3 separate regions of the Homo sapiens genome follow, and all the other regions are linked to region 3. Evidence: chromatin contacts called from ENCODE Hi-C or POLR2A ChIA-PET data. All regions are on one chromosome and are shown on one strand. The core of a region is the stretch at or near the end of the contact, and the rest is flanking DNA. Distances in the headings are between cores, read along the strand shown.

Region 1 (4,054 bases), core at 1,214-3,713, 100 kb before region 3:
TTTGACAGCATTTATAAAAACAATCATTGACAGAAGAGGAACTCATACCTATCAACAATTTAGAATCCCCCTCATCAGAGTCTTTAATATAACACCAATTGAAACATTAAAAAAAGGTTACTACTTATCCTTTTTCCTGGCTTTCCTAGCTCATGCTATAACAAAACGGAAGATGATTTGGATGTTTTAAAATAGTAGTGGTTAAATTCAGTGAAAGAAAGCTGGGTCAGGGTTTCTTTCAGCTTGAGGGTGATCATTAACCCTAAAAACTTTTTTCTCTCCTTACAGGTGGGTGGAATTAAAGACAAAGTGCTGGCGGCACACAGAGCGGGACTGAAGCAAGTCATTATTCCTCGGAGAAATGAAAAAGACCTTGAGGGAATCCCAGGCAACGTACGACAGGATTTAAGTTTTGTCACAGCAAGCTGCCTGGATGAGGTTCTTAATGCAGCTTTTGATGGTGGCTTTACTGTCAAGACCAGACCTGGTCTGTTAAATAGCAAACTGTAGGTCCAAATCTCAATTTTTTAGAATTTTAAGTTATGAAGTGCTCAAAGGTACTGACACAGTTGATTTTATTCACACCATTAGGGGTATGCAAGATGTCCCTGTTTTATAAACATAATCACAACAGTAATAAACCTCAAGTAGTGGCTAGTGTTTAGTATAGAAATATAAGATGTTGATTTAGTAAACTGATAAAAATCGAATTCTTGTCTTTTTAGTGGGATCCTTACTGTCCCTGGAAAGATATAGCATAGTGGTTCTCAGCACAGTCTCCAGAACAGAAGCATCTGTAGTACCTGGTAACTTGTTAGAAATGTACATTCTCAGGCTCCACAGCAGGCCGCCTGAATCAAATCCTGGGAGGTGGGGACAGAAATCTGTGTTTTAAGAAGCCTTCCAGGTAATTCTGCTGCACACTCAAGTTCAGGAACCACCGGTATAGACCATTACCTTAGTGGATTTACCTGTAGAGTTTATTGGATCCTGAAACCAATCAATTACTTAGAACTAGGCAAAGATGAAAGTATAGCCAACTATTCTTGGCTATATATATATATTCAAGTGGGCCGGGCGTGATGGCTCACACCTGTAATTCCAGCACTTTGGGAGGTCGAGGTAGGCAGATCACCGAGCCCAAGAGTTCAAGACAATCCTGGCCAACGGCGAAACTCTGTCTCTACAAAAAATATACAGGCGTGTTAGCATGTGCCTGTAATCCCAGCTTCTTGGGAAGCTGAGGCACAAGAATTGCCTGAACCCAGGAGGTGGAGGTTGCAGTGAGCTGGGATCGCGCCATTGCACTCCAGCCTGGCTGACAGAGCGAGACTGTCTCTAAAAAAAAAAGACTCAAGTGGACCCTACAATGAAGCCTACACATCCCAATAGAAGCCCCTTCTTATGCTGAGGGAAGCAGCCCTCAGAACATGATAGCTTGTATCCAGCAGAGTGGCACGTGCTGGCACACCTCACAGAAGCACCCTGGCCCTGGATGCCTGCAACCTCAGAAGAGTGCAGCTCCCAGAGGGAGGCAGCCATCCATCTGGGATGGTCCTAAGCATGGAATCCTAACTCCTGATTCCGTCTCCTATTTCTTGCTTGGCTACGCCAGTTCCCAAATCTGGTAGATGTCCATGCCCATGTGCTCCTGCTGGGACTCAATTCAGGCTATGTATGACTATGAAGTCAGGCTCATCTGCTTACTGGCTGTGTGAACTTTTTGTATCTTGGTTTTCTTCATCCATGAAATCCAAGTAATACTACCTAATTGTTACTGTGGAGATTAAGTTCAAATGCAATGTATAGTAATATTAAGCAATTTCTAGTTATTATTCTAGCCAGTAATGGACTTCAGAATCTTTTATTACACAATATAAGAATATGTATGTAAAGACATTTTGGAATTTCCTGGATGAGAAGGAAGTCTGGGCTGGGCATGGTGGCTCACGCCTGTAACCCTAGCACTTTAGGAAATCGAGGCGAGTGGATCACTTAAGCTCAGGAGTTCAAGGCCAGCCTGGGCAACATGGCAAAACCCCATTTCTACAAAAAATACAAAAATTAGCTGGGCATGGTGGCACCCGCCTGTAGTCCAGCTACTTGAGGCTGAGATGGGAGGATGAGGGAGGTCGGGGCTGCAGTGAGCCAAGATCACGCCACTGCACTCCAGCACCCTGGGCGACAGAGTGAGACCCTGTCTCAAAAAAAAAAAAAAAAAAAAAGATTGGGCCAAAATACTGTGATAAAATAGCAGGCCTGCTGATAAAAGTTTATCTGAATGCATTGAGAGGAAAAGTCCAGACCTAGGACTAGTTATGGCAGTTGGAGAGAAAGAACATCGGGATGTTTGAAAATATGCCATTGACTATCTTAACTACTGTAATTTTATCATTTCCAACGTCATCTAACTGGGGACTAGAACAAACTGTGAATTCACTTTCAGCAACCAGAGGGCGCTAATCCACACCCACATCGCTCTGCCCTGTTCCACCCAGCAGGGGCAACAAGGATATAACTTGGGGTTCTCGGTATTCTTCCTTTAGTCCTGACACAGGCAGCCTTGCACTTTGTAGCAGCAGGAGGGCACTTGCTTTAAGCATATCTTTCGAAAGGCATCCATTGAGAGAATAATGCATTCTCCCCTTGCTGTGTATGACATGGAACAGTATGACCATTGCACTAGCTTTGTTTTTGGTTTGTTTTGTTTTTTTTTTAATTCCAGGGGTGGGAGGTTGGTTGGTTGAAGTCTAAGCTCTTCCTTTTTCACCTGGGTTTTTTTTTTTTGGGGGGGGTGGGGGGTTAGGGGTGGGGCGGGTGGGGAAGAGCCAAAATTTTAACCATTTTTAAGCATATAATTTGGGGGTATCAGTTACTGGATCTAAGCATGTCCACTCTACACGCTTTTTTTTTTTTTTTTTTTTTTTTTTTTTGAGATGGAGTCTTGCTCTGTTACCCAGGCTGCACTGCAGTGGCATGATCTCGGCTCACTGCAACCTCTGCCTCCCCAGTTCAAGCAATTCTCATGCCTCAGCCTCCCAAGTAGCTGGGACCACAGGTGTGTGCCACCACGCCCAGCTAATTTTTGTATTTTTTAGTAGAGACAGGGTTTCACCATGTTGGCCAGGCTGGTCTCAAACTCCCAACCTCAAATGATCCGGCCACCTTGGCCTCCCAAAATGCTGGCATTACAGGCGTGAGCCACCACACCCGGCTTACATGCATTTTTTATCACCACAAACTGAAACTCTGTACCCACTGAAAAAGAGCTCCAAATTCCACCCTCACCCCAGACCCTGGTAACCACTATTTCACTTTCTTTCTGAATTTCCCTTCATATGAGTGGGATCAAACAAGAGTTGTCCTTTTGTGTTTAGCATTCTTACTTAGCAAGCCATCAACTGCTCGAACAGTCACTGGGGCAACTACTTTTCGCCCAGTGTCCTCCAGAAAAGAAAGATCTGGAGGGTCAGGCCACTCTTTTTCTTCAAAATAATGGGGTGCAGAAGGGTAGGGATGAACCTCTTCCTCCTTTGCCACTTTAGCTTTAGCTCAAAGGAACTCCAACTTTTTATTATTTGCAACAGTTAGCTTTCTTTGTTTCACATCTCTGCCTTGCAGAACCATGACCTATCAAGGTGTTTTGTCAAACAAAAACTAATACTTTCCCTGGGAAAAAGCCATGTGGTAGCAAGTACCAGAAATTTTTATGGCCAAATAATACACCACTATATCCATAGACCGCATTTGGTTTATCCACTCATCTGCTGATTGTTTCCCCCTCTTGGGTATTATGAGTAATGCTATGAACATGGGTGTACACATCTCTCTTGAAGTCCCTTCTTAGGTCCTTTAGGGATACATATCCAGGAGCAGAACTACTAGATCACATATGCTAAGGTCTGAATGTCCCCCCACCAAATTCGTATGTTGAAGCAACCACCAACGTGATAGGTGAGGCTTTAGGAGGTGATTATGTCATGAGAGCTCCATCCTCATTAATGGATTTAGTGCCTTTATAAAGGGGCTCAAGGGAACCAATTACCTCCTTTTT
Region 2 (4,401 bases), core at 947-3,446, 100 kb after region 3:
ATGACAAAAAATTAAGTGAAGCCAAATTATTGTCCTCAAAATAATACAGAGGGTCGATTAAGGACCCTTCTTCCTACTTCAAGTCCTATACCCTGAGCAGGCAGACATGTGCTTACTCATCACTGTCTCCTAGCCTCTCTGCAATCAAACCAGAGTAGCATGTTGACAGGTAAACCCAGACCAAAGGTCTATTTCGACCCAAAGTATATATATAATAACACCTTGCTACTTATGGGAAGGCCAAAGCTCTGGGGCTCCCAGTTCCAAATGCAGAATGAACAGTTATCAAGTCTGGGAGGCCAGGTGTCCAGGCCCTCAAGACATTTAAATGCCTGCTTCCATATAATTGGTTAAAGGTTATATCATCTGGTTGTTTGCCATATTATAGAATGCTGGCAACTAAAAGAAAGTGTCCAAAGTGGAGGAGAGATGGGTGACACACAGCTGATAAAAACTCATGGCAGCCATAGCACCAGACAGGGCAGTGTGGGGACAATGGAAAGTCCTTTCTGAGTTACCCAGGAAAAAGCGATTTCTTTTTATGGAACCCTAATATGGAAAAGACTAGTATGGAAAAAAAAATGGCTAAAATACTTAATTCTGGCAAGGGAAGGGGCAAACCCCATCTACATGGAAAACTATCACCCCATATGTCAGGGGCTCTCATGCTGAAGTTTCAGGCTGACAGAGCCCAAATGTTTCTTGGCCACTACTGTGCTGTCTAGCCATACACCACAAACAATTTCCACTTACTCATCATTTGACTCATTCATGGTGACAAGGGGGCAAGAACAAGGTATACAAAATTGGCAGCATTAAACAGGGTACTGTGGAGGTTTTCATGGTGGTATGGGCTGCAGACCTCATTCTGGATAGGCAAATGAACAAAGGCTTTACAAAAATACATCGAAGGGTGGGCCTAGGCTGCTTTAGGGTGGGGCTCACACCAACAGATCCTATTGCTTAAGGACCAAATAAGTACTTCCCCAACTACTTGGGTCAAATCAGTGAGCTTTAGTCAGCAGTGCTATGCAACCCAAGACTTAAGTATCCAATGATGCGTTGGCCTGAAAATTCCAACCTTAACTTCTGCTGGAGGAGAGAGGGTATACAGCAGCTCTGGGGAAAGACATTATGGGCCCAAATCTCTATCCATGTAACCCTGGAAAACATTTTTAAGCCACTTCATGTTGTATAAATTATAACTTTTGACTCACAATTGGTGTGAAGGTTGCATTTTTAAAAATACAGTGCCTGACACATAATAATGGGTGATTCGGCTTTAAAATCTCAAATATTTGTTGCATTAAATATATGGCCTCAGTTAAAAATCTAAACTGGCCACTGGAATAGTAACCATGAAGTTACAAATAGGTAGTAAAAAGCCACTAAAAAAATCCTAAACTGGGCATGGTAAGGCATGCCTATAGCCTCAGCTACTAGGAAAGATTGCCTGAGCCCAAAAGTTTGAGTCCAGCCTGGGCAAAATAGTGAGACTTTACCTCTTAAAAAAAGAAAAATTCTAATTTGCCTTTAATTCATCAACAAGTTTTTACTGAGCTCCTACTATGTGTCAGGGACTATGGGTATTAGAGGTAGTTCACTGAACAGAAGAAACACAAATCAGTTTCTTCATGGAATCTAGTCAAAGTTTATTCACACTTAACATTGAAGCAACTGATTTAAAATAAGGGCTGATTTTTTTCCAACTTCCAAAAAAAATTGAGGTAAAATTCACACGACTAAAATAATCAATTCAATGGCATTTACTACGTTCGCAATGCCGTGCAACCACCACTTACATCTAGTTCCAAAATGTTTGTCACTCCAAAATAAAACTCTATACCCATTACGCAGTTTCTTCCTAGAATATGGGTAAATCTTAATTACTGATATTTTCAGATCAATTTACATCAAATTAAGTACAAGTCTGTCTTCTTAAAGTAACACATTCTCTTGTAAAAGTATTGCCTTTAAACAGAGACATCTGTGAATCCAAAGAAAATGTAAATCCTCCCAAAACAATCAGTTTTCCAAAAAAAAAAAAAAAAGAAGAAATAAAAAAAGAAAGCTTGCAGCTTTCCCTTAGTGTAATAATTGGTGGTTTTCAAAAGAGATGATACTGTACTCAGGGCATTAGGAAATATGTAGGAGTGTGTTTGAGGTGTCACAACGACTGGGGAAGGATATTATAAGCAAAGTGGGAGGGACTAGATTTGCAAAACATCCTGTCACGGATAGGCAGCACCACTCTAAATTCCAACAGTGACCCTGCTGAGAAATATGCCTGTTAACTACCCCAAAAGGTTTATAAAAAGCATCAGGATCGCTGCTCATTCTACGTTAACCTTGCATTTCTTATTTGGAAAATCCTTCCACATATAGAAAAGTGAAAGAGGATGAGAATTGCTCACAATTGTGACCTAAATTTTGTGTCACGAGTTGGCTCAAGAAATCGTAACAATGAAGAACTTGTTCCGGGCTTGGGGTGTGGGTGACTGAAGTGACATTTTTGCTTAGATATCGCTATGCAGCTGCGGATCATTTGCTGGGTTTCCCCTAACAGGGCTGCCAAAAAAACCAAAGTGAAATGACAATAAACAGTATTATTTGGAAATGAAGATAAGCATATTGCATATTTTTGCTGCCTGTCTTCAAACTTTAACATCTGAAATGATGACATTTTCTTTTTGACAGCAAAACACAGCTTCGATAATTCATTCAAATAATAAAAAGCAGAAGAATCCTTATATTTTAAAAAATACATATTAAAATATTTATGACCATATATCTGAGATTTCCTTCAAAATAATAGGGGTGGAAAGAAGAAGTAAGGGCTAGGATGAAACAAGACTGATCACGAGCTGGTAATTGTTGAAGGTGGGTGATGAACCCCTGGGAATTCATTATCTTATCTTATGTATTTGAAAATCCTAATAAAAAATTTACAAAACAAAAAATTACAAATATACTATAAACATATATTTCAAAAATAACATTTATTTTTCAATCCTAATAGGTATTCTTAAAAACTCAGGGCATTTACTGATCTTTCAGAACTCCTAAAAAAGAAGTTACACAAACATTCAGCAATTCAGAAAAGTATTTTTAAGATTTGGCAACTTCTCTCTCATTCCATGTCCAGGTGTCCTGTTTCTTGAATTGCGGCTACTTAAAATGCCAGACCTTGAATATTTCTTCAAAAATCAATGGTGTTAAATTAAATTAAATTTGGCCTAAAGGTGCCTCCATACATAGTGACCTGCAACCTTAGTATGTGAACAAATGGCAACCTAAGAGTATTCTTGTAAAAAAAAATGGCTGAGTCTCAGCCAATCACAGCAGCCAAGCTTCAGCCAATCACAGGCTGCCAATTGTTCAGACCACTTCTACATAAGGCAAATGCCTCATCACAGGATGCCTGGATAAGGCAAATGCCAACCCGTAGGTAATCAAGCTGTTTCTGCAGGGCAATTCCCTTTTCTGCCTATAAATACTGCCAGCCCTCATTGCTGGGTGAAGCTCTCTGAACCTCTCCTGGTTCAGGGTGCTGCCAGATTCGTAAATCATTGTTCGTGCAGATCAACTCTGCTAAATGTAATTTGCCCTAAGTTTTTCTTTTAACAATGGGGTGACTGGTTTTGAAAACTGAAGGCAGACTTTACATAGTTGTTGAAATGATATGGTAAAGATGTCCTTAAGGACAGGTCAGAAGGCAACAGATTGCAGCAACTGAAACTCCGAACAGTTAAGTGACCTGCCCCAAATCAAACAGCTGGTCCACAGTGCAGGGAGGCTCTTGACCCTCACACTCTCCTTAGCCACGATCTTAAACTGCCCCTTAGAAAAAAAACCCAAGCGTACAGGTTTCAAATCAGAGGATTTTCAACTAAGAGGAGTTCCAAGACAGGCTAACTAGAAACAACAGGTTCATTAAATGATGTCTTTTACTAAAAACAAATATTATAAACTTTTAGTAAGAGCAGAGGCCCACAGTGAAGCTCAAAGTGACTACTTTTGAAAGGAAATTGCCATTGCTCTATCCACAGAAATACATCACACCTGTTACCACTGCACACTCTTGGCTAGAGATCAGGCATACTCCAGCATAATAAGATAAAAAAAAATCCTTTTGCTTTAAGCTGTGTTCTCTTATTTAGATTAGAACATAATGGTACTCACAATATTAAGAATTTAATGACTTAAAAGTCACTATACTACATATCACTGAGCAATGCAACGTGAAAAGATAATTTTCTATCCTCTCTTGCCCTTAGAAATTAAGTTCAGCAGGGTGAAGTAAAGTTCATGAATCCAGAAGATGGACTGACAAAACCTTTCCAACCAGTTGGTTCCCATTCCCCTCCACCATCCGACCCTAAGGCTACAGATCAACTATAT
Region 3 (4,382 bases), core at 1,122-3,621:
AAATCACTTAATGCTCTGAATTTCAGTTTCTCCTCTGTAAAGTACAGTTGTGTCTGCCTTATAGGGTGGTTGTGAGTTTTTCTTTTTTAAATCTTTCTTTTTTAAATTTTTTTCAGACGGGGTCTTGCTCCATCACTCAGGCTGGAGGGCAGTGGTGCCGTTATGGCTCACTGTACCCTCAAATTCCTGGGCTCAAGCAATCCTCCTCTCTTAGCCTCCCAAAGGGCTGAGATTACAGGTGTGCACCACCACACCTGGCTAATTTTTAAAAATCTTTTGTAGATATAGGGTCTTGCTATATTGCCCAGGTTGCCCTCAAACTCCTAGCCTCAAGTGATCTTCCTGCCTCAGCCTCCAAAAGGTTTGGGATTACAGGTGTGAACCACTACACACAGCCAGCCACTTGGCCTAATATTTCAACTTCAAATAACTTTTTTTTTTTTCAGTGGAGTCTCCCTCTGTTGCCCAGGCTAGAGTGCAGTGGTTCAATCTGGGCACACTGTAACCTCTGTCTCCCGGGTTCAAGTGATTCTTCTGCCTCAGCCTCCTGTGTAGCTGGGACCACAGGCGCCTGCCACCATGCTCAGCTAATTTTTGTATTTTTAGTAGAGGCAGGGTTTCACCATGTTGGTCAGGCTGGTCTCGAACTTCTGACCTCAGGTGATTGCCTGCATCGCCCTCCCAAAGTGCTGGGATTACAGGTGTGAGCCATTGTGCCTGGCCCCAGATAACTTATTCAAATGAAAGGATAAATCATCAAATGAGAATGATGTATGTGCTTGAATAGTCACTGGAACATTTTTATAAAAGCAAAAAGCTAGAAACAACCTAAATGTCCTTTAAAAGGGGATTGTTAAGTAAAATACTGTAAAGTTATAAAATAGATTATTACATAGCTGTTAAAGGAGATACGGTGGATTTAAACATGCTGATGATAAGGGGAAAAGTCCATGAAAAAATTCAAAAAACAAGTCGGGGTATGTGATCTTATTTTTGAGTAACAGAGTCTTCTGGCTGAGCCCTAACTTGGATTTTGATTTTGACTCTATACAACTGGTTTTCTGGAATTTGTAGGAGTTGAAATGTTTGACAGACTATTTTGTAAATATGCACGAGGTTTCTGCTGAAAACTCTAGCACAGTGTTGAGAAGATGGTGGAGATTTGTAAGCAGGGCTAGGACCCCAGCCTGTGTAAGAAAGGGACAAAGGTAAGATTTTTTTTGGTTATTTGTGCATCTATAAGTGTATTTTTAGATTTACCAAAGACTGGTGTGTATAAGCTACATTCATTAAAAAAAAGCTTATTTAGGCCGGGTGCAGTGGCTCACACCTGTAATCTCAGCACTTTGGAAGGCCAAGGTGAGAGGATTGCTTGAGTCCAGGGGTTCAAAAGCAGCCTGGGCAACTTAGTGAGACCCCATCTGTACAAAAAAAACAAAAACAAAAACAAGCAACAAAAAACCCCACGCTTATTTATTGAACATAAACATAGAGAAGGCATAACTTGATGAGTTTTCTCAAAGCGAGCACCCTCATGTGATGCCCAGTCAGATGCACAAATTTGTGGGAGCCCAGAAGCTGGTCTCTTGCACCCTCAGCCACTTTTCTTCTCAGGGGACCACTCTTCTGACTTCCGACACCAGAAATGAGTTTGATTTTGTTTGAACTTTACATCAGTGGAACCATAAAGCATGGCCTCTTTTATGTTTAGCTTCTTTCACTCAACATTATGAAATGCAGCTGGGTGTACTAGCTGTCCCTCATATTCCTTTCTGCATAGTATTTTATTGTACGAATATACACACATTGTTGATCTATTTTTCTGTTTATGACTATTTGGATTGTTTTCATCTTTGTCTATGAAAAACGATGTCACTGTAGATATTCTCACACATGCCTTTTCGTGTGTAAATGTGCCAGTTTTATTAGGTATATACCTAGCTGGTTAAAGGGTTTATTTACATTTAGCCTTTTGTTTTTTTTCTTTTTTGAGACAGAATCTCACTCTGTCGCCCAGGCTGGAGTGCAGTGGCACAATCCTGGCTCATTGCAACCTCTGCCTCCTGGGTTCAAGCGATTCTCCTGCCTCAGCCTGCAGAGTAGCTGGGACTACAGGCACCCGCCACCACGCCCAGCTAATTTTTGTATTTTTAGTAGGACGGGGTTTCACCATGTTAGCCAGGCTGGTCTCAAACTCCTGACCTCAAGTGATCCACCCATCTTGGCCTCCCAAAGTGCTAGGATTACAGGCGTGAGCCACTGTGCCTGGCCACTTACATTTGGCTTTGATAGTGCCAAACCATTTTCCAAAGTTGTACCAGATTACATTTCTACCAATGGTGTTTGGGAGTTTCAGTTCCACCACATATTTGCCAGCAAGTGACGTGTCATGTCAATTTTGAGTATACTGGTGGGTGGATATCTCACTGTGGTTTTAACTTGTGATTCACTGATGACTAATGAGGATTAACACTTTTTAAACAAGTTTCTTGGCCATTTGTCTGGAACATCCTTTGTGTTCTAGACATTTGCTTTTTTTCTGTTGAGTTGTTAATCTTTTTCTTATGAATTTGCAGTTCTTTATGCATTTTGGATATTAGATCTTTGTCAGTTATATGTATTGCAAAAATATTTTTAAAAATATTTATTTATCTATTTGTAGAGAAAGGGTCTTGCTATGCTGTCCAGGCTGGTCTTAAACTCCTGGGCTCAAGCGATCCCTCTGCCTTGGCCTCTGAAAGTGTTGGGATGATAGGCATGAGCCACCATACCCAGATGCAAGAAATCTTTTCCCATTCCAATAGCTTTCCTTTTTACTCTCTTAATAGTTTGTTTGATAAACAGATACTCTTTAATATAGTCCAATTTATCTACTTTTCTTTTATGATTTGTGCTTCTTCGTGTCCTGCTTAATACATTTTGCCTAAAATAAGGACATAAATATATTTTTCTACGCCAGTTTCTAAAAGCTTTATTGTTTCACCTTTCACATTCAGCGCCTATCTGGATTTGATTTTTGTGTATGGTATGAGATAAGAGTCAAGATTCACTCTTTTTCCTCCTATATGGTTATTCAGCTGACCCAGCACCACTAATAGAAAAGACCCACCTCTTCCCCGCTGTGCTAACGTGTTATTTTTTGTCTTGTCTGTATATGTGTGTGCTGTTTCTGGACACTCTGTTATTTCACATTGGCCTGTTTGCCTGTCTTTGCATTAATACTGGGCTATTTTAGTTATTGCCCAGTAGTACCCCCTTGTCTACAGTTCCTCTTTCCATGGTTTATGTTACTCAAGGTACAGAACAATGATATATTTTGAGAAGGAGAGACCACATTCGCATAACTTTCATTCCTATATATTGTTATAATTGTTCTATTTTATTATTAGTTTTTGTTGTTAATCTCTTAATGGGACCAATTTGTAAGTCAATTTTATTATAGGTATATAACAGAAAAAAAAAACCATAGTATATATAGGTTTTGCTATTATCTGTGATTTCAGGCATCCACCAGGGGTCTTGAAACATAACCCTCACAGATAAGAAGAAACTACTATGGTCCAAATCCTTCAACTTTGTTTTTATTTTTCAAGACTTTCCTAACTATTCTTGGCCCTTTGTATTTTCACATAAATTCCAGAATTGGTTTGTCCATTTCAACCTCCCTCATTCCCTTTCCCCTATACCCCTGCCACCACAAAAATCCGCTGGGATTTTAATTGTGATTGCTTTGAATCTATAGATCAAGTTAGGGAGAAGTGATATCTTAACAATACTATTTCTTTTCTTTCTTTTTTCTGAAACAGAGTCTCATTCTGTTGCCCAGGCTGGAGTGCAGTGGTACAACCCTGTCTCACTGCAACCTCTACCTGCTGGGTTCAAGCGATTCTCCTACCTCAGCCTCCTGAGTAGTCGGGATTGCAGGTGCCCGCCACTACGCCCGACTAATTTTTGTATTTTTGGTAGAGATGGGGTTTCACCATGTTGGCCAGACTAGTATTAAACTCCTGGCCTCAGGTGATCTACCCGCTTCAGCTTCCCAAACTGCTGGGATTACAGGTGTGAGCCACTGCCCCTAGCCAATACTGAGTATTTCGATCCTGAACATATCCTGAAATTATATCCTTTCATTTTTTACGATCTTTTATAATCCTCCATAAAGTTGTATAATTTTTTGTGTAGAGGCTCTGTACAGTTTTGTTTCGTTCATCCCTGTATATTTATGTCCTTGATGCTACTGTATATGATATTTAATTTTTTTCAATTTCTAATTAGATAGAAATACAATGAATTTTTAAAAATTTTGACTTTGTATCTACTGACTTGTTAAATTCATTTATTAATGGTAGCAGGTTTTTTTTTGGAGACAGCGTCTCACTCTG

What was found. A loop is a pair of places that touch in the nucleus more often than their neighbours do. ChIA-PET counts read pairs that join two places held with the same protein, here RNA polymerase II (POLR2A). Pooled maps may share reads with other maps.
Region 1: a loop to region 3 is called in a map of PC-9, with 4 times the contacts of the local background. The contact joins two enhancer-like sites. A Hi-C loop is called at or near these places in 7 of 168 maps with a recorded cell type or tissue (B cell, GM12878, MCF 10A and 4 more), 18 of 37 single-sample maps with no recorded cell type and 17 of 50 pooled maps. POLR2A ChIA-PET finds 5 or more read pairs at or near these places in 9 of 52 experiments (GM10248, H1, HepG2 and 6 more).
Region 2: a pooled map shows a loop between it and region 3 (7-fold over the local background). The contact joins two enhancer-like sites. A Hi-C loop is called at or near these places in 2 of 37 single-sample maps with no recorded cell type and 11 of 50 pooled maps. POLR2A ChIA-PET finds 5 or more read pairs at or near these places in 2 of 52 experiments (OCI-LY7 and activated CD8-positive, alpha-beta T cell).

What each region holds. Positions count from the first base shown.
Region 1 is chr16:48,351,293-48,355,346 of GRCh38, forward strand. LONP2 (lon peptidase 2, peroxisomal) reads left to right here. Exons shown (of 15, transcript NM_031490.5): 15 at 289-4,054. The coding sequence ends at 510. Among named protein-coding and RNA genes, the nearest start is that of SIAH1, 32 kb to the right of the region's middle. Within about 2 kb of position 2,464, at least 7 of the 41 ENCODE cell types and tissues checked have a DNase peak (open chromatin) inside an H3K27ac peak, as active enhancers do; they include gastrocnemius medialis, where a contact is called at or near this core.
Region 2 is chr16:48,556,259-48,560,659 of GRCh38, forward strand. All of the region lies in intron 2 of N4BP1 (NEDD4 binding protein 1), which reads right to left. Among named protein-coding and RNA genes, the nearest start is that of N4BP1, 52 kb to the right of the region's middle. RefSeq lists a silencer at 860-1,154. Within about 2 kb of position 2,197, at least 6 of the 41 ENCODE cell types and tissues checked have a DNase peak (open chromatin) inside an H3K27ac peak, as active enhancers do.
Region 3 is chr16:48,456,145-48,460,526 of GRCh38, forward strand. No RefSeq gene overlaps it. Among named protein-coding and RNA genes, the nearest start is that of SIAH1, 73 kb to the left of the region's middle. RefSeq lists an enhancer at 1-127. Within about 2 kb of position 2,372, at least 10 of the 41 ENCODE cell types and tissues checked have a DNase peak (open chromatin) inside an H3K27ac peak, as active enhancers do; they include gastrocnemius medialis, where a contact is called at or near this core.